Linked DNA regions of Homo sapiens: region 2 is linked to region 1. The links are chromatin loops, found by intact Hi-C in ENCODE. Cell type or tissue: ovary. All regions are shown on one strand. Each heading gives the region's core, and the rest is flanking DNA. Links, peaks and the distances in the headings are about the cores only. Region 1 holds the start of LINC02073 (long intergenic non-protein coding RNA 2073). Region 2 has its middle 46 kb from the start of LINC02072.

Region 1 (9,752 bases), core at 1,102-9,101:
CCACTTTAAGTTCCAGCTCCCTTTCTAGCCTCATGCATTTCAAGGAAATCACTTCTCTTCTAACAACAAGCAACCAGAAAGAGCAGACAGTAAAACACAGATAAGACAGCTCGGGCACAGAGGGAGGTGGGGAGAAAGTCTCTTGGGTAACTGCCAAACTTCACCCTCATACAATGGACCCGAGTAAAACAGTGGGCCTTAATAAGCACATTCCTTTCCCTTCAGGATGCCCTAAGATAGAGAAGCTAAAAGCAGACTCAGGGGTATGCTGCAGCTGCAGAAAGATGTATGAGAACAGACACAACTCTCCTTCCCAGAGAAGCACAACAAAGAGACACAGAAGCAGTCCAAGCCTCTGACAAACTCTCCCACCCTGAATCCTTAGAATCTCTTAGTCTGTAAGAGAGTGTGCTCTGACCTAACTCGGCCAGAAGCCACTCTCAGGTTTGCTTTCTCTAAAATATACCTCTCCTTGACTGTTGAGCCACCTTTCATGTTTCTTTCCTTTTTATTTAATTCTTAACACGTACTGGGTGCTAGATTTATCTAGATAAATAAAAAAAGATATAAATATAGATCTGTGTGTATTTAGGTTCAGGTAGTGATCAGTGCTCTGGACGGATACAGAGCAGGATGGAGGATGGCGTAATGGAGAGAAAGTTGTGTCTATTCAAACAGCCACTGACAGCTTCTCTGATGGGGCCACAGAACCCTGCAGTAAGGGAGGGGAGGGCAGATACCTGGAGGGAAGAAGAGCTTGTGCTGCTTTGTTGTTAGAACAAATCAAAATCACATGCTTGAAAATGCCTTGTATATGGACAAGTGTTATGCAACTGTAAGGTGGTGTTGTTATTGTTGACAGTTTTCGTTGCCCGCCCATCCCATACACCCTTATCCAGCCTGCCTCATCAAGGGATTAGCTGATCAATGCTTAGAAGGTTATTTGTCCAGAGTAATTGTGTTTTTTTCCCCCAAGTAGAGGGAATATCTTTGTTGATTCTTCTGATTATATAGTGATACATGCTCATTGTAAGCAAAATTCAAACAATACAGGCAATTAAAATTTCAAAGGAGATGCTTGCAACTGAGAAAGATCTGACTAAACAAGAGAATTAAAATGTATCACAAGCCATGTCCTGGGGGCTGCTTTGGGTGAAATATCTCAGGTGCCTGTCATCCTCTTGGTTATCCCAGTGGGGGAGGTGGTGCAGGGACTGGCCCAGGCCACAGTGCTGGAATTCAGACCCGGTGGACTCCACCCAAGTACCTGCTGCTTTCTCTACATCGTGCTGCCCTCCATGGATGGATATTCACAGATAAGGGCATGGGCGAAATGTTTTCAGCTTGCAGATAAGCAAGGGACTTGTCAGTGCCCCTCAGCATTGATCTTCTGCCTTCAGCTGGTCCCTGCATTTTGGGAAAGGAGATTGGAGGAAATGGCAATAGGACATTTAGGTTTTACACCTGTTTTCTGGCTCAGATGGCCTAGTGGGTATCATCCCTGTTAAGATGTTTTCTGTTACTGTTCATAGAAAAAGACAGAAGTAAAGTCTCCTAGTGAGGTTGGGGTGCTCACACTACTTGATAAGTGATCTCATCATTAAAGTACAAGACCTTCTAATAGGGAACGAGAGCTTAACTTTACCAAATCACCTGGAGTATAAGCCACAGACTCCTTTCTTTTGAAATAATAATGACTATTAGTTATTGACCCTATACTGTGTACCAGGCCCCATTCTAAACACTTTAAAATAATTAATTAAATCACAAAAACTTAGAAGTAAAATTTCAACCTTATAGGGTAGATGTACATTTAACTTATTAAGAAACTGCCAAACAGTTCTCCAAAGTTGGTTACAACCATTTTACATTCTTACCAATAAGTACGAGAGTTCTGGTTACTCAACATCCTCTTCAATGGTGTCTATCTTTTCCATTACATGATGTCTTTTTCATTTTATCAATTTAAGCAGGTATGTAGTGGTATTTTATCATGGTTTAAATTTCTCTGAAGATTAATGATGTTGAATATTTTCTCATGTGCTCATTATTTACGTAATTTGTTTTAAAATCTTTCTGATAGTTATTAATAAATAATTTAAGACTGAATTTTCCTCTAAGTATGGGTTTAGCCATATCCCAAAGAGTTTGAAAAGAAGTGATCTAATTTTTTTTAGCCCTAAATAATTTTATCTTTCTTGTTTTTTTTCTTTTTAGAGACCAAGGTCTTGCTCTTTTACTTAGGCTGGAGTGCAGTAGTGTGATTATAGCTCACTGCAGCCTTGAACTTCTAGGCTTAAGCTATCCTTACACCTCAATCTACCGAGCACTTGGGACTACAGGCATGCACCACTACATCTGGCTAATTTTTTAATTTTTATTTTTTTAGAGATGGGATCTTACTTTGTTGCCCAGGCTGATCTAAAACTCCTGAGCCCAAGTGATCCTCCTACCTTATCCTCCCAAGTAGCTGGGATTACAGGCTTGAGCCACTGTACCCGGCAATTTTGTCATTTTATTTCTAATAATTAAAAAAATTCCCGAGTTATTTAAAGGATAATTTTCAGGTTTCCCCAATGATTAAAATTTTTTGTTTGCTTATCTGTTAATTATTAGCTTCTGAATTTGCATAATTATAGTCAATTAGCATGACCTGTAAAATACTAACTTTTTAGAAAATAACATATGTGGTTAAGTACATGGTCCCTATTTTTAAGTCTTCTATGGGAATAAAGAATATATTTTATGGGACCTGGCATGGTGGCTCATGCCTGTAATCCCAGCACTTTGGGAGGCCGAGGCAGGGGATAACAAGGTCAGGAGATCGAGACCATCCTGGCTAACATGGTGAAACCCCGTCTCTACTAAAAATACAAAAAAATTAGCTGGGCGTGGTGTGGTGGCAGGCGCCTGTAGTCCCAGTTACTCTGGAGGCTGAGGCAGAAGAATGGCATGAACCTGGGAGGCAGAGCTTGCAGTGAGCCAAGATCGTGCCACTGCACTCCAGCCTGGGCAACAGAGCAAGACTATCTCAAAAAAAAGAAAAAAAAGAATATATTTTCCTTTTTAGTGTACATGGTTCTCTTTCTACATATCTATTAAATCAGGATTGATAATTATGTTGCCAAAATGATGTCTATACTTCTTTTGTCTGTTTAATCTACAAAATTTGAAGAGTGATGTTTTGGATTCTCACTGTGCTTTTTTTTTTTTTTTTTTAAATTGAATTTGCCTTGCATTTCTAAGAGCCTTTGCCTTGTAGATTGTTCACTGCATACATTTCATGACTATAGCTACTTCTTCATGGAGTGCCCTTTTATCATTAAGAATATCCTTTCTTTAAACTGTTTAAATTTTTGGCCTAACATTCTATTCTTAGCCCTTAATATCTCTATCCATGTTTCTTTTTGTTTGCTTTTGTCTGATACATGTTTGCTTATCCAATTGTTTTCACCTTCCCTGTATCATTTTGTTTTAGGTCCATCTCTTATAAATTGCATATAATTGGATTTTTGTTTTTCCAACCCATCCCCAAGGACCTTTATCATTTCACAGTGGAATTTAACCCTCTCACATGAATTTGGCATCCAGGAGGTTTGGTCTCACTCCTGCCATTTAATTTTATGCTTTCTGTTTATTACACTTTCTATTGGTTCCCTCATTTCTGCTTTACTTATTTTTGTTAGGTTGATAAAGTTTATTCCTTTTTCTTCCTCTCCAGTGAATTAGAAGTTCTAATATGAATTCATATTCTACTGTGTTTACATTTAATATACATAGTTAAATATATCTCTCCAACAATTACACAAGTGAAATAGTGATCTTGTCCCTCCAGTTTTGCCAGAATAATTTGGAATTTTAATTGCATGTTAACTTTTTTCTTAGAGCATGCCTCTTATAGTTTAAGAATCCATTTAAACTTCCATTGCAATTTCATGTCCCACTTCTATCATTTAGATTTAATTATTAATAAATGTTTATTCGATTGAATTATATGTGGGCATTTTTGGTCTCTTTGTTTATCTGTTTGAGGACAGGGACCATTAAAAAAAAGTTGTCTATATTCTCCCATAGCCTTACACATGGTAAGCAATTCACTACTATGATGTTGAGGACACAATTTTGACCCTCAAGTTTGACCTATTTTTGCCCCAACTTTGCCCCTTGTTAGTCACCTGAGCTTAACTAACATTACTGACCATCGGCTTCCTTAACTCTGAGATGGGTATTATAACGTTTTGGTGCCACAAAAGAAATAGCACTTGAATGTAAAATTTTCTTTTTAATTCTCAGCAAGGCAACGTATTTCTATAGAAAGGTGAGTCCTTACAGATGGAGCAACGGTGAGCACACACCTGGACAAGGGAGGGAAAGGGCTGTGGCCACTGCTGCTGTGTTGTTCCCCTATTGGCTAGGATTAGACTGCACAGGCTAAATTAATTCTGATTGGCTAATTTAAAGAGCGTGACAGGGCGAGTGGTTTGGTGGGAAAACGTGGTTATGCAGTGAGGAGGATGAGTCAGGGCAGAACAGGTGGCAGATAATTGGAATGTCAGGGTGGAGCAGTAATCGGAATGAGTCAGGGTGGAGCAGGTGATTGAAATGAGGGTGGAGCAGGTAATACAAAAAGGTTGCTTTATGATGAAGTTTAAAAGTAGAAGGCAAAGAATTGAATATACTGACATATTGATTCTTTGAAAAGAAATTTAGAACTCATATCTAATGGCATAACTTGGCAGGCTAGTTAATGAAGTTAAGATCAAATCTGCAAGAATTCTGAGAATCAGCTTGTGCAGCTGAAACTGCTGTTGCAAAATAATGACTGAGACAGTGAAAGAGATCTAACTTAACTGACTCCATCTTGCGTCTAACCTTTAAGCTGCGGTGTTCCTTCTTGGGTGTAGGCTGAACTAACTTAGGGAGGAACTTAGTTTCTAGTTTAAAACAAAGACGATGGCAGCCCTTTCCCAAAACAAACCTCCTTCTTGCCTGGGCACCAGACTGCCTTTGTAAGACTAATAAATTACATAAGATTATAAATTATGGTTTAGGAATCATGTGGCTGGAGGCTACAAGATTCTGAGCCTCCCTAAACTGTTACTAAGATCACTGCTTGAGATATTTTGCAGACCCTGCACTTGATGGATCAGCTGACACCACCCAGATTGATAAACTGGTTCATCTGATCTTGTGGCCGCCACCCAGGAACTGACTCAGCACAAGAGGACAGCTTCAGCTTCCTAAAATTTCATCTCCAACCTAACCAATCAGCACTCCTGGCTCACTGGCTTACCCCCACCCACCAAGTTGTCCTTAAAAACTCTGATCCTTTGAGTAATAATAAAACTCCGGTCTCCCACACAGCAGGCTCTGCAGTGAATTACTCTTTCTCTATTGTAATTCCCCTGTCTTGATATATCAGCTGTGTCTAGGCAGCGGGCAAGGTGAACCCATTGGGCAGTTACGCAGCTGCTGGATGAACAAATAAATGTGTGGAAAATGAAGAAAAACCGAGAGTCAAAGCTTACAGACTCTGCGATGTGTCCTGGATGCAAAGGCCACCTCCTGGAGTTTTTGCTACCTTTGCTTTTCAGCTGAAAGTATTTTGGGTGAGCTCAGCCAAGAGGTGGCTGCAGATTGTAGGTGGAGATGCTGGGGAGTGTGTGGGGTTTTGCGATTTTCCAAGCTCTAGATGTACAGCCAGGGGAGCCCCTATGCAAGACTCAGCCTACTCACCACGTGGGGCGCTGTGCAGTCATGATATTTACCAGCAGTCAATCCGGTAGGGAGCCTCAGAATGGTGAGTTGGACTTGGCAAGGGCATGCTTGGCTTTCAGGGAGTTTGTTTGCACAGTCAGATTGATTTCTGCTCTCCTGTGACCAGAGGACACCGGTGCTTATCTTGGTCCCCTCTCCACCCTTTGTTTGCCTGACCCCTTGGCTCCCTTTTTAATACTTTAAAATTTTAAGGTTTTCCTTTACTAAATATCACAGAATTTTTTTTATTTTTTCTTCTTTTTTTAAATCTGGGAGCTTACCACCCAAGCTGGCCCAGCCTGATGTTTTTTTTTGCTTTGTATTTTCACAAGGATGAGATAAGTCCCCATGATCTCTCCTGGGTTTTTTGCTGGTGCTGCTTGTTAACTCGAGTAACTCTCGGCATTTTCTTTGCTTCCTTTCTCTGGCATTTCTGCCAAAGTGTTTCTGAACGTTCAAGGCCTGAGTGAGGTTGAGCTAGATTGTCTCTTAGATGTGCCTCATCCAAGGCTTCCCTTCACACCCATGCTGGGCTTAGTACCAAGGGGTGGTCCATCCTTTGCCCTATCTGAGATCTCTTCCCCACTTTAATTAACTTTTTAGTTTGAATTTTCAGGAAAGTTGTAAAGATAGTGCAGAATTCCCAAATGTCCTTCATCCAGCTTGCTTTGCTGTTCACCTTTTTTGGTACAATACTATTAATTACAGACTTCAGAATTCACCAGCTTTTCCACGAATGTCTTTTTTTCTGTTCCAGGAACCAATCTGGGATCCCATGTTGTGTGTAGTTGTCAGAGGTCCTTAGCTTCCTCCCATCTGTGACAGTGTCTCAGTGTTTTATTGCTTGTGATGATCTTGAAAATTTTGAAGAGTGCCCCATTTTAATATATGGGAACACAAGCTTTACTGCATTTGGAAAGGAGGAAGAGCAATGTATTAATTCCTTTCTGCCTTCTCAGAGAAAGTCTGCTCTTGTCTAAGCCATTGTTCTGGTAGCAGCATCAACACTCTCAGAAGCGTTTTTGTTTTTCTTTTTTTTTTTTGAGACAGTCTCGCTCTGTTGCCCAGGCTGGAGTGCAGTGGCACGATCTTAGCTCACTGCAAGCTCCGCCTCCTGGGTTCACACCATTCTCCTGCCTCAGCCTCCCGAGTAGCTGGGACTACAGGCGTGCACCACCACTCCTGGCTAATTTTTTTCTTTTTTTTTTTGTATTTTTAGCAGAGTTGGGGTTTTGCCATGTTGGCCTGGCTGGTCTTGAACTCCTGACCTCAGTTGATCCACCTGCCTTGGCCTCCCACAGTACTGGGATTACAGGTATGAGCCACCGTGCCTGGCCTCAGAAGCTTTTTATAAAGCGTTTGGAGCAATGAATTTTCTTCCCCATCCAGAAGTTTGACTAGGTGATATGTAATTTTTTTTTAAATGTTTTATTTCCATAGGTTATTGGGGGAACGGGTGGTGTTTGGTTACATGAGTAAGTTCTTTAGGGGTGATTCGTGAGATTTTGATGCACCCATCACCTGGGCAGTATACACTGCACCCTATTTTGTAGACTTTTATCTGCGTGACCCTGACTTAGTATATAAACAAGGAATGCATGGAGTCGACAGGTTAATGATGCCCCTGGGTAATGTCATATATGGTTGTGCCCACATTCCTTATAGGTACATAGCTGAGCTAGAATTTGCAAAAACTAGCATTTATTAATTTTTTTGGCAGGGGCCACCCCTTTAGCACCTGGGAGCACATATTCCGCCCCACCCGCCACTCCCCTGCTCGCCTCTGTGGGGATGCAAATTCTAAATTAGAGCACTAGCAATGGCAGTCCAGATGTCACAACTCAAAACACCAAGAACAGACAGAGCCATCTTTATCTAAGTGTGACACCTGGATGTGTCTCAGCCGAAAGAACCCCCAGACTCCCCCACATCAGAATACTGGGAAGTCTGGTTACAGTGAATGATGAGGACCCCTTCAGGGATGGGAGGATACAGCAAAGGATCACAGGAGCCTGGGAGGGAGATGGAGAAGGGGAAAGGCACGAGCAACAACTCTTCTCCCTATTCAGAGCCAATGTGTGTGGACAGGTGTCTCGAGGTTGGCTGAACTACCCCTTTCTCTGGTTCTCTGCTTCCCCTAAAGGCATCTCTGGCTGGCTGCTCAGGAAAGGGAGGCTCTAGAGTAGATGACTGACCTGATTTTCCAGACCCCAGAAAGATCTCTGGGACTGCACGGTGGCCTGACTTGGTGTTTGGAATGGGTGGCAACGCTTCTGGATAGGGGGAGATCATTAGTATTTTAGTGGAAGAGGTGCTGATGGGCTGCAGAATCCTTTGTTTGTCCTGGCTCTACCACCAACATGTGGTGCGGCTCTGGTAACCCACCATTTTTAATTTCCTTGTCTGTAAAAAAAAGGGAAGGGGGGAGGCTAGATGAGATAATTCCAAGATTCCTTCAAACTCTAGCACATTAGGATTCTTGTTTAGCTCTGTCACACCCAAGGTAACTTGACTCACCCCCTATTAGAGGACTCACTCTTTTCCTCGTGTGCCGTGATGTGAAAACTCTTGGAAGCCTCGTGGTGCCGGCAAGCATGCCTTGGGGCCCTCTGGCATCCATGTCTCATTCCTAACAGCGCCTTGGTATCCTTTGGGATAATTACCTTTTGTCCAGTGTCTTTAGTCTGGAAGATCTCTGACTTCCAATAAACATGAAGGGGACATGTGACCCAAACCCTGCCAAAGAGATGCTTTTTTCCCTAGAATTTGAACCTTGAGCAAATGCGAGAAGGTTGCAAACGTCATCCATTGGTGATGCCTGGACCTGCCACTCCTGCGGTAGGACCATTTCTGTTCTTCCTGTCTCCAGGAACTGTCTGTGCCCCCTAGCAGCATCCAGGCCTGGGTCCCAGCCTTCCAGTGGATTCCCAGAGCCTCTCCTTCCCTGGTATCCCTTTTTGCTTAAGTTAGGCAAAATCACTTTCTGTTGTTTGCAACCCCATTGTGGCAAGAAATGTGCTCTGTGTTTCAGAAATTTCTGGAAGTGCTGGGAAATGCAGGCCATGCCACCCAGTGACATTCAGGCTCTGGAGTGAAGAGACCTAAGCCAAATTGGATGTGACATCTAGTGGCTCCTTTGCTTATTGGTGTCCTTGGATAGGTCTCCCAAACTCCCTAAGCCTGTTTTCTTTTCTATAAAATGGAGATAATATTGAGCCACACAGAATGGCCATAGAGAATGAAGAAACATACACACAGTCAGTTCTCAATCATCATTGGCTTTGATTGTGATTACAATAATGAAAGCTTGGATAATAGTGCTGTGTTGGATCTCATCTGTCTCTGGGGTCCCCAAATAAGGAGCAGAGACTGAGGATAATAATAATGATGATGACAACAAAAACATGGCACTCTTGTATAGTAGTAAGTATATCCCGGGTACTGTCCTAAGTGCTTTATGTATTAACTCACTCAATCCTCACAACCTCCTTATGTGGTAATGTACTCTTACTACCTCTGCTTAACAAATAGGGCATTGAGGCATAGAGTAGCTAACTTGTTCAAGGCCTCCAGAAGTTATTGGTCTGCTCTGATGTTTTCTATCTGACAGAGAGAAGGCTGAGCAGACAGGCCAACATCACACACACACTGCAGAATTCATGTGCTTATGTGCTTTCTCTGCATGCCTTTCCTGGTCTTGGGGAGGGCCTCATTGCTGCAGTGGGGAAGGGAGATGCTTCATCAGTAGGCATGACTCATAGCCGAGCCTGTGCTCCTGGATTTGTTCTGAAGTGAGATTCTATTGTGTTTATTGCAAACAGACAGGCAGCTCCGTTTCCTGTTGGTTCTGTTTCCTTCCTATTAAATTACTGAACTGTGAGGACTGGGGAGGGCGGGTAGGAAGGGAGATGAAGCAGGGTTAAGAGGATTCTGTTTTCAGCAAGTAGTGAATTCCCCAGAAGCTTTTCCCACTTAGTCCGGATGCATCCATACGA
Region 2 (9,752 bases), core at 504-8,503, 53 kb before region 1:
TCCTGACCTCAAGCGATCCCCCTGCCTTAGCCTCCTAAAGTGTTGGGATTACGGGCATCAGCCACTGTGCTTGGTCTCATAAAGCATTTTGGAAATCATAGTGAAGTGATGTATAGCAACAGCAGTTTGAGTATAAATGTTCACTAATCAATCAATGTTGAAATCCTATATATATATGTAAATTATAGGAAAAAGCACTTCATATAACCTGTGCTCTAATAGATGTGCCTGTTGTGAGCTTCCACGATATCAAGTAAGTCCCCTGTCCTCCTTGCAATGAAAAAAAATCTTAAATACAAGTGATTAAACACAACTCAAACTAGCTTAACACAAAAGCAAGATAATTTCTTGGCTTCATCACTGGAAATGTGAAATATCACTGGACAGCTAATTGTAGGGCTCTGGGTCCCTCTCTCTTTCTCTCTACTTCTTGGACCAGTTGTCTCCACATGATGGGCAAGACGGCCCCAGCATCTCATGCTTAGCAACATCAGTGGAAAGAAGAGTCTTTCTGAATACCAATGGTAGAAAAGTTCCAGGGATATTCTCATTGGTTCACCTTTGGTCAAGTGTCCATTTCCAAACCAATCATTGTGGCCAGGAGGATGGGTCCATTTCCGGACCAATCATTGTGGCTGACTGACCTCTTGGAAAGGGTGGGTAGAACCAGCCTCCTTTATGTATCACAGAGAGAGAATACATTATTTGTTGAAAAGGAGAGTTCTGTTGCTGGAAGAAAGGGAAGAATGTGTGCTGGAGGACAAAAACAAGTACTTTAATGTTACAGCTTGCTAATTGTCCACTCTTGCTCTCCAAGGCAAGGATTCATGTCTATCTTGGCCACCACAGTAATCCCAGCACAGTGCTTGGCAAGTGGCCAATACTATGTATCTATGTTCTCATTAATGAATAAATGGACAAATGAATTAGGTACTTCAGCAAGTTAGTTGGCAAAATGTGCATCTTTATTGGGCCTTCCTGATAGTCATAGGTAGAACAAGCTTTTTTTTTTTTTTTAAGGAAAATCGAGGTGAAATTTACCGAATGTAAAAGTAACCATCTAAAAGTATACAACTCAGTGGTGTTCAGTGCATTCACAATTTTGTACAACCAGCAGTTATATCAAGTTCTAAAAAATTTTCATCACCCCGAAAGAAAACCCCATGCCTATTAAACAGTCACGCCCTACTTCCCCCTGGCAACCGACAATCTGTTTCTATCTCTGTGGACTTACCTATTCTGGATATTTTGTATAACATATTGTTCCTTTCTTTGGTTGTTTTTCTTTTTTTTTTTTTTGAGACGGAGTCTCATTCTGTCACCTCTGGGACCACAGGCGCATGCCACCACACCTGGCTAATTTTTTGTATTTTTAGTAAAGACGGGGTTTCACCGTGTTAGCCAGAATGGTCTCGATCTCCTGACCTCATGATTTGCCCACCTAGGACTCCCAAAGTGCTGGGATTACAGGCGTGAGCCACCGCACCTGGCCCTGTTTCTTAATGAAAACAACTGAGGCCGGGCACAGTGGCTCATTCCCGTAATCCCAGCACTTTGGGAAGCTGAGGTGGGTGGATCACCTGAGGTCAGGAGTTCAAGATCAGCCTGGCTAACGTGGTGAAACATCTATATTCCCAGCTACTCAGGAGGCTGAGGCAGGAGAACCACTTGAACCTGGGAGGTGGAGGTTGCAGTGAGCCGAGATGGTGTCATTGCACTCCAGCCTGGGCAACAGAGCGAGACTCCATCTCAAAGAAAGAAAAAAAAGAAAACATCTGAATGCATTTATGGGGTATTATTCTTACATTTACCAAACTGAAGAAAAATAATATTTCTAATATTTGGTTGCAAACAGCACACACCAGCTTGGGCCGGCTTAACTGAGAGAGTTCCTTCTGGAAGCCATGCCTAGTCAGGGGGTCTGGGGCCAGGGTCTGAAGACTTGCCAGAGTCTTGCACTGTCTTTTGTTTCTGTTTCTTTTTATCTATCAGTTTCTTCTTTTTCTGTTCAGACAGGTTTCCCTTGCTTTTTAGAACACATGGTAGAAGATGCCCTTTCCCCAGCTACCATTTTAATGTCCCTTCTGTTCCAGCCACATTCAGAGGCTATCTGGCTCAGGATCCCACTTCTCAATTTCTAGGAGAGGGAATCAATTGGTCCAGTGTGGACCAGTGTCCCCCCTTGTCCCAAACTGTGGGTCTTGGGGCAGGGCTATCCAGTCAGGTGACAAAGGAGCTTTATAGAGAGCAGAGGGTGACATGAGTCCAAGGCAGCAGAGAGAAGACCAGCAGCCACTCAAAGGCTAGGTTTCTCATCTGGAGACCTGCCTCTTGCTCAAAGCCAAAGGGCTGCTCTGGCCTCCCTCAGCATGGTTGTAATTGATTTTGCTTTAGTAGATTCCAGGACCCTTCTTGAGATAATAAAAAGGACTAACATAAAATTCTCCCAAACAAAATCAATTGCTTTCCTTTTTGCACCAGCATACAGAGGCGGTCTGCCATTCCTCTCACTGAGCAGACTCCAGAAGCATGGAGCCCAGGGCCCAGGGGAGGCGGGCTGCCTGGTGTGGAGGGCATTTGTGCCAGTGCGAGGCAGGTTTCAGGTGGCAGTCTGAATCACATGGGTCTGAGTCTCATGTCCGTCTTAGACCTTCGCCCCATTTCTTGGTGCAGGAGCTTTTCTACTCTCCTGACAGAAGTCTTTGCAGTTGACTGGCTTCCCAGTGCCAGAGGAAAGGGGCTAAGTAATGGTGGTGGCAGGTTAGAGGTAGAGATTCCCAGCTACTCTGTTCACAAAAGGCACCTTCTGGGCATTCAGGAGAATGGCTTCCACATCTTCAGGTGGTCTGTAAGCATCTGGCTGCTGCAGGCTCCCCTGACAGCTAAGCAGAAAGGGTTCTTTTCTGGGAGAGCAAGGACCAGGTGCTCAGCAGCATACCTGGAACTGTACTTCCAAATTCCAGGTGAGTGCCCGCCTCCAGAACAACCCAGCTGAGGTCTCTGTATACTCCACAGGTTGAGGAAGGAGAATGAACATATTTGGGAGCTAAGCCAAACTATATTTGGATTCCGGTTCTGTTGCTTCTTTGTTGTGTGGCCTTGGACAACTCCATCTCAGCGTCCTCATCTATAAAATGAGACTAATCATGTGTGTCTTTTGTTCTATTGATGCAAGGATCATATCAGGCCCAGAGCTTAGCTTGGTGGCACAAAAGAGTTATGCTTACCCTAAAGAAAGAAAAGCGATTGAATATATTATTGCATGGGGAATTAGGAGAAACACGTGCTGCTTTGGTTCATTTAGTGTGTCTCTTTAACAACATCTAAGCTCATATCTTAAATTGCTGATTGTCTCTGGGCAAGGGCCTTCAACTCTTTTGGCCTCAGTTTTCTCATCTGTAAAACGAGGCTATAAGATAAAACCATCCCTGAGGTCCCTCCTGGCAGAAAAGATCAGGTACATGGAGTCCTCCAGGACAGGAGCAAGAGCCTCCCAAATCCTAGCCAAGGCTGACCACTTATAAGACTATTAGACACTGAGGGTGCCTGGCTCTGACTCTAGCAGTCTGGAAAGACATAAATAAGCAGGGAGGGAGTGGTCCTGAAGAGCTGTTTTTTCAATGTATGTGAAGAGAAGAGGCTGCCCTGCCATTAGACTTTCCAGATTTTGTGCTTGGCTAATGTAGCTCAATGTTGCCAGTCCAAGACTTGTAAATTACAAAGTTTTTTTCCATACCAAATGCCAGTTGAATATGATATCAAAGGTGACTTGTTCATCTTGGCAACTTACAATGAGCGTAGAGAATTATCATTTCTATAATGACTTTTCCATGCGGTTTCAGAACAGAAAATCCAATATTGTGGAAGATAGTTGACCAGAGGAGCCCAGAGCAGCAGTATCACCATGATATGGCCATTTCTATGGACATCCATGAACTCTCATTTGTAATATTCAAGAAAAGGTTTGAGTGTGATGCAAGAGCCAATTTATTTGCTCCAAGGACAGCCCTGGCTTTATTTTATTATAGACGACATCCTTCATAAAGCCCAGCCCAGGGCAGTCATTTCCCCTGGGACCACAGGCTTCCTACAGGCCTCCTGGAGTAGACTGTGACATGGTTATAAACTCCTGTGTATGCCAGGTGACTGGTGGGCACTGCTAGGTGCTGAGTGAGGAGGTGGCACAGTGTAGAAAGAGAACATTGGAGCTCCCAGTATTAGTCCTGGCACATCTCTTTGCTGTGTGGTTTTGGGTTTCATCTCTCTGAGCTCTTCTTGGCCTATAACATAGGGAAGTAGCCCTGTGCTCCCTCCATCAAGAGACTGTCAGGAGAAAGATGTGAGATAATGTATGCTGAAAATGCTTTGTAGACTGTATATATATGAGTGGTATTCTGCTTATTGCAACCACGGTTGCTAGCTGATTATTATAGTTACTTGACAGTGGGGATACCAGCAGGCTTTGGGACAAAGAAGGGGATTCTGGGAGGAGTTGTGGGGCACTAGGGAAAGGCTGTTTACTTAGCTACACATTTTATCCGTGGTCACCCAGCTAGGAAGTGGTAGGGTCAGGTCTTAACCTTGCCTACACCCATGCAATCTCAAATTCCCTAGTTGTTTTTTAACTCTGTTCTGTGCAACCCTAGATTGTTCATGGGGACTTCAGGGAGATTCTGCAACTATCTGATTATCACTGTTTTAGGTGCTGGGGGACATAGCAGTGGTATTGTTACTTAATGGTCCCATGACAGGTCATGTACTAACAGGTAGAATTGGAACCCACATCCACCTCTGGCCCAGTGATATCCTTGGTTACTTTAGTTATTCCCAAATACGAACATGTAAAAGTGTCCAAAAATCTCATGCTCAGGGAAAGCCTCCAGACATTTCTGATGATGTAAGGTTCTTCTTCCTTCTCCCTTTTCTGGGGTTTGGTGATCTCCTGAAGAGCACATGTTCAAACATACTGGCTATAACTTCCTTTGGCAATGTGGGAGACCGCTGATTGAGAGCAGAATGCTTGTCCTTGCAAAGTTCAGGAGTAATTAACATGGTGAGAAGGGGAGGAGAGCAATTTGGATTTCATTGCTTGGCAGCTTTGCCCCTTGAGAATACTTTGTGGCTGGAGAAATGACCCTTTAGGCTCACTGTAGCATTTTTCTTTGAATAAATGACAAACATCCATCATGTAATACATCCCTTGCAACATTTCAGCCTGTCACTAATGACCTTATTGTAAAGAACATTTGATTTAAGATTTAAACCTTTCACGACACCCTCTCTTAGCTTGAATACATACATTTGAAATAAAATTAATATGGTTTTAGCCTGCGGTCAAGTAGTAAATTCATGACTTTTCTTGGCTTAAGAATCAGCAGTCTCCTCCCTACCTGCTTCTCCAATTCTTTAAAACAAATGTGCTTAAATCAACCCTTGCTGAGTTCTGGAAATATATTTAGATGGCTTCATCCATTTTTGACCAACTGATGGAATATTCTCTGAGGTGTCAAAGGAATTATTATCTTATTTTAGGAGTCAAGTTTGGAGCAGCAAGTGTCTGTTATTCTCTCTGATAGCTGCACATCAGATTCTAAACTGATGGTCCTGTGGCTGAGGAAAAATGATTTAACTCAGGAGAAAAGACAATGAATATTGTCGTGGTATCTGACAGTGTCTGTAAAGCTGAAGAAATGTTGTTGCTTCTATTAGAAACTTTACTTTTTTTTTGAGATGGAGTCTTGCTCTGTCACCCAGGCTGGAGTGCAGTCGCATGATATCGGCTCACTGCAACCTCCACCTCCTGGGTTCAAGCAATTCTCATGCCTCAACCTCCCTAGTAGCTGTGATTACAGGTGCCCACCACCATGCCCAGCTAATTTTTGTATTTTTAGTAAAGACGGGGTTTCGCCATGTTGGTCAGGCTGGTCTCGAACTCCTGACCTCAGGTGATCCACTTGCCTCGGCCTCCCAAAGTGATTGCAGGCATGAGGCACCACGCCGGGCCTAGAAGCTTTACTTTTCTATACATCCATCTGCAACAACTTAGTCCCTGCATTTTTAACCTATGATGGGAGAGATGTGGCTCTGACCTTGGTATCCTTTGCTTAGGATGTTCTAGTGTGTGTTGTAGTTGCTTCCTAACTAGGCCAGTTTCAGGGTTGCAGGCACATGCATGCAGCTTTCCTTTGCTTTTATTCCTGCCTGCAGAACTGTAGTCACTGAAACTTCTCCTGAGTTCCTGCCAGCTCCTTGAGGAGGTCTTCGGCACTGGATGTCAGTGGGTAGTGCAGGTGTCTTCCCTAGGAAGGAACTTTGTTCCTCACTGAAATGGGGAAAGTGTCTACACTTGCATCATGACTTTCCAAGTCCTGTGCCAGGCACTGTTGCAGGTGCTGGGCATACAACAGCAAACAAGACGGATGTGGCCTGTGGGCTCATAATGGTTCCGTCCAGCAGAGAGGTGGGTAAGCCGACAGGCAAGTGCTAGAGAAAGTTGATAAATGCTGAGAGGGAAGCACAGGATCCTGTGGGAACATACGGCAAGGAGAATTTACCTAGTGTGGGTTACTGGGAGGTCCTCTGGAGGAGGTGGCATTTATGCTGTGTGTGTCACACTGGAGCATGGAACATAAGCTGCAAAGCAAGGGTCTGGCTTCTGCTCACACCACCTTGCAGAGATTGTCATGGGGCTCTTATTCCAGCCAACTCCTCTTTCTGGGACTGTGGTCAGAATCACCCTACCTTCACCAACCTTTCCAGAAACATTCTCTTTCCAAAAGTTTATATATCACATTTTCTCTTAAGTTGACATCCCTACATCCCAGGAGGCCCCTGTTTCCTTTTTGCACACAGAACACTGATTCCTTAGATTTCCCAGATATGCCTAAACTGGCATCCTCTTAGTTGAGCCACTCAGATGGGAACCCCCTACCCCAGATGGAGAAAAGGGTACACACCTGGGAGCTCAGACCGGTTCAACGGTCAGGTTATGGGAAGGAGAAAAGACCAACACAAGCTCATCCGGGTCTAGGGAGGCGCCGAGTGAAGCCTCGGGCAGTGTTAGGGGTCATGGCCGTGCCCATGGACTGGCTGGATCTGAGAGACATGGCCATGACCATGCTGCCCCAGAGCACCAGCTCCTTCAGAGTGTGGACGCTGACCACGTGGTCCCAGGTAGGGAGGCTTTTGCGGAGTTTGGGGTGCGGCGCCTTTTCTGTGTAAAGGAAAACAGCCCAGCCTTTTAGAGTTTACATTTCACCAGAGTTAAATGTTTCCCTTGAGGTGGTTTTAGGGGCTCTGTTTCAGCCCAGAGCTCCTTCATAGACAGGCCATAAAAGGCCCCTGCCTGTGTGCCACTGGCCCGGGGAGTCTTCCCGAGGAGCCTCTTGAAGGGGCTCTCTGCCCGTGGCCTCCTCAGCCTTCCATCCTGCCTGGGGTCTGTTCTTGCTCCCCTCCCTCCGTTGCGGACTCTGGGATGTTGTCTCTTCCCTGGACTTCCAGCTACATTTTCATCCTGGAAACGCAGCCCTCGCTCTGAATCCAGCCCACTCCCATGCCCAGCCCCTTAACCCTGAGCCCCCAGCCCTGTCCTAAGCGTGGGGGTCTTTGCTCTGGAAAACACAGGACAGGCTTCTGGGGGGTGGGGTGTCGAGGAGATGGGGCCTGGAGAGACATTCATTGGTGACAAGAACTCCAGGTGAAAGTAAGGACCTGCGGTGAAAACCCAGATTGGAGTGAGATGGGTATGTGGGGTGGGGAAAGGGGGCTGGGCCACCAGAGAGTGCTGCTGCTGCGTAGTAAGCTGGACAGGGGCTCAGGCTCTGGAGCATCCAACGGGAGCTGAAGGGACGACCCCTGCATCCCTCGTGCCTTCCAAGATTGGGTGGAGAACAGATCCCCAGATCCGAGAAGCTGCAGCGCTGACCCAGATCCGAGAAGCTGCAGCGCTGACCCAGATCACTGGCGGGATCCATCCGCCATCCTTCCCCTCACATGGGCTCCTCTAGGCCCGCTCCCGCATCCCTTTCTGTCCCCTCCCACAACCACAGCGACTCTTCCCATAAACAACCGTGACCTGGTCATGCCGCCTCAGCCGCCTCCAGCATGGCCCGAGTCACCGTCACTCGCCCCTAGAGCTGGGGCAGTCCCCTGCAAATCTTCACCCGTTCACTCTGCCTTCTTCACGTCATTCTCCACACAACTGGAGTTTAATTCACGTTTCTTCTTCTTTTTTTTTTTTTTGAGACTGAGTTTCACTCTTGTCGCCCAGGCTGGAGTGCAGTGCTGCGATCTCGGCTTACGACAACCTCCACCTCCCGGGTTCAAGCGATTCTCCTGCCTCAGCCTCCCGAGTAGCTGGGATTACAGGCGCCTGCCACCACGCCTGGCTAATTTTTATATTTTTAGTGGAGACGGCGTTTCCCCATGTTGGTCAGGCTGGTCTTGAACTCCTGACCTCAGGTGATCCGCCCGCCTTGGCCTTCCAAAGTGCTGGGATTACAGGTGTGAGCTCCTGCACCCAGCCTAATTCCCATTTTAAAATGGAAATCTGCTTGTGCCACTGACAGTAGAATATAAACTCCCAGGCTGGCCAAGAGGCCCTGACAATGTGGTTTTGCCCACCTGCGCAGCCTCATCTCCTGGTCCTTGTCTTCCCTCAAGCCTGGGCCTGCAGATACCCTGGCCTCGGGTCCCACCGTTGTTTCCTGGCTTTGTTGCTGCCCCCTTTTCCTGAGAGGACTTCTCCATCTGAATGAGGAGCCACAGTGATGCTCTCCCTTACCAGCCTGTCTGTCCTTCATGGTACCATGCATGGGAACCATGAGTGTCTGTGTCACCCACTTAGCCCCATACTCTGTGAGGAAAGGGACTAGGCATGACTTATTCAATCTCCTTGAACAGGGCCTCACCCCAGTAGGCCCCCACATTTGTTGAACGACAGACTGATGTAATGGGAGACACTCTATTGCGCTGTCCATTATGGCAGCCGCTAGCCTCACGTGGTTATTGACATTTAAATTCACTAAAATTAAGTGAAGTTAAAAATTCAGGACCTCAGTCACACTATCCATATTTTAAGGGCTCAATAGCCACATGTGTCTAGTGGCTACTACACTGGATAGTGCAGAACATTTCCACCATTCCAGAAAGTTCTACCGGGCTGTGTTGCTAACAGGTGCGAATATCAGTCCGTTTACTTTGGTGGTTAAGAACTGTAACTTCAAGTTCTATGACTGAATTTAATATTTATTGCAAGCCCTTATCGGGCTGGGTGAAGGACACTTAATGAATGGTCTTTTTGGGGTCCTTCTCCCATTTCCTGTGGGGGATGGATTCTGGGATCTCACATAATGCCAAGGTCTTGGTGGTGTCTCCGCTGTCGTTCCCAAGGTGTCCTCCCCTCATCCCAGCATCAGTCCATGAAGGACAAATTGTGCTAAAATTCTTTTAATAAAAACGAGAAACCCTGACCTGCCTATCTCCCACTTCCACTCCTTCTCATTCCCCAGAGGCAACCCTTTCCATTTTAAAAAAAATCTATTTCTCCAGCTTTGTAAATAATATGTGTATAGGGCTTTCTCTTCATTTGCCCACTTTAGACATTCTCTACTTAATTCCTATTATGGTAGAAGAGAATATTTTACCTTTGTTCACCCTCTTCAATGCTCTCATCCCTCTAATCTAGTTGTATTGCAGGTTTTTGTGCATACAAAGTGTTTCATTATTATAACTACACTACTGTTTTTCACTAT

What was found. Peaks named below come from ENCODE experiments on the same cell type or tissue, not always from the same donor. Only the 100,000 strongest peaks of a DNase experiment are listed, where the experiment ranks them.
Region 2: a loop joins it to region 1, with 6 times the contacts of the local background. A loop is called at or near these places in 5 of 110 quality-filtered maps.

What each region holds. Positions count from the first base shown.
Region 1 is chr17:51,430,088-51,439,839 of GRCh38, forward strand. It overlaps LINC02073 (long intergenic non-protein coding RNA 2073), which reads left to right and starts at 5,340. Exons shown (of 3, transcript NR_146897.1): 1 at 5,340-5,609. In ovary, for the core only: no CTCF peak of the experiment used is centred there; a DNase peak (open chromatin) is centred at 5,741.
Region 2 is chr17:51,377,392-51,387,143 of GRCh38, forward strand. No RefSeq gene overlaps it. Among named protein-coding and RNA genes, the nearest start is that of LINC02072, 46 kb to the left of the region's middle. In ovary, for the core only: no CTCF peak of the experiment used is centred there; no DNase peak of the experiment used is centred there.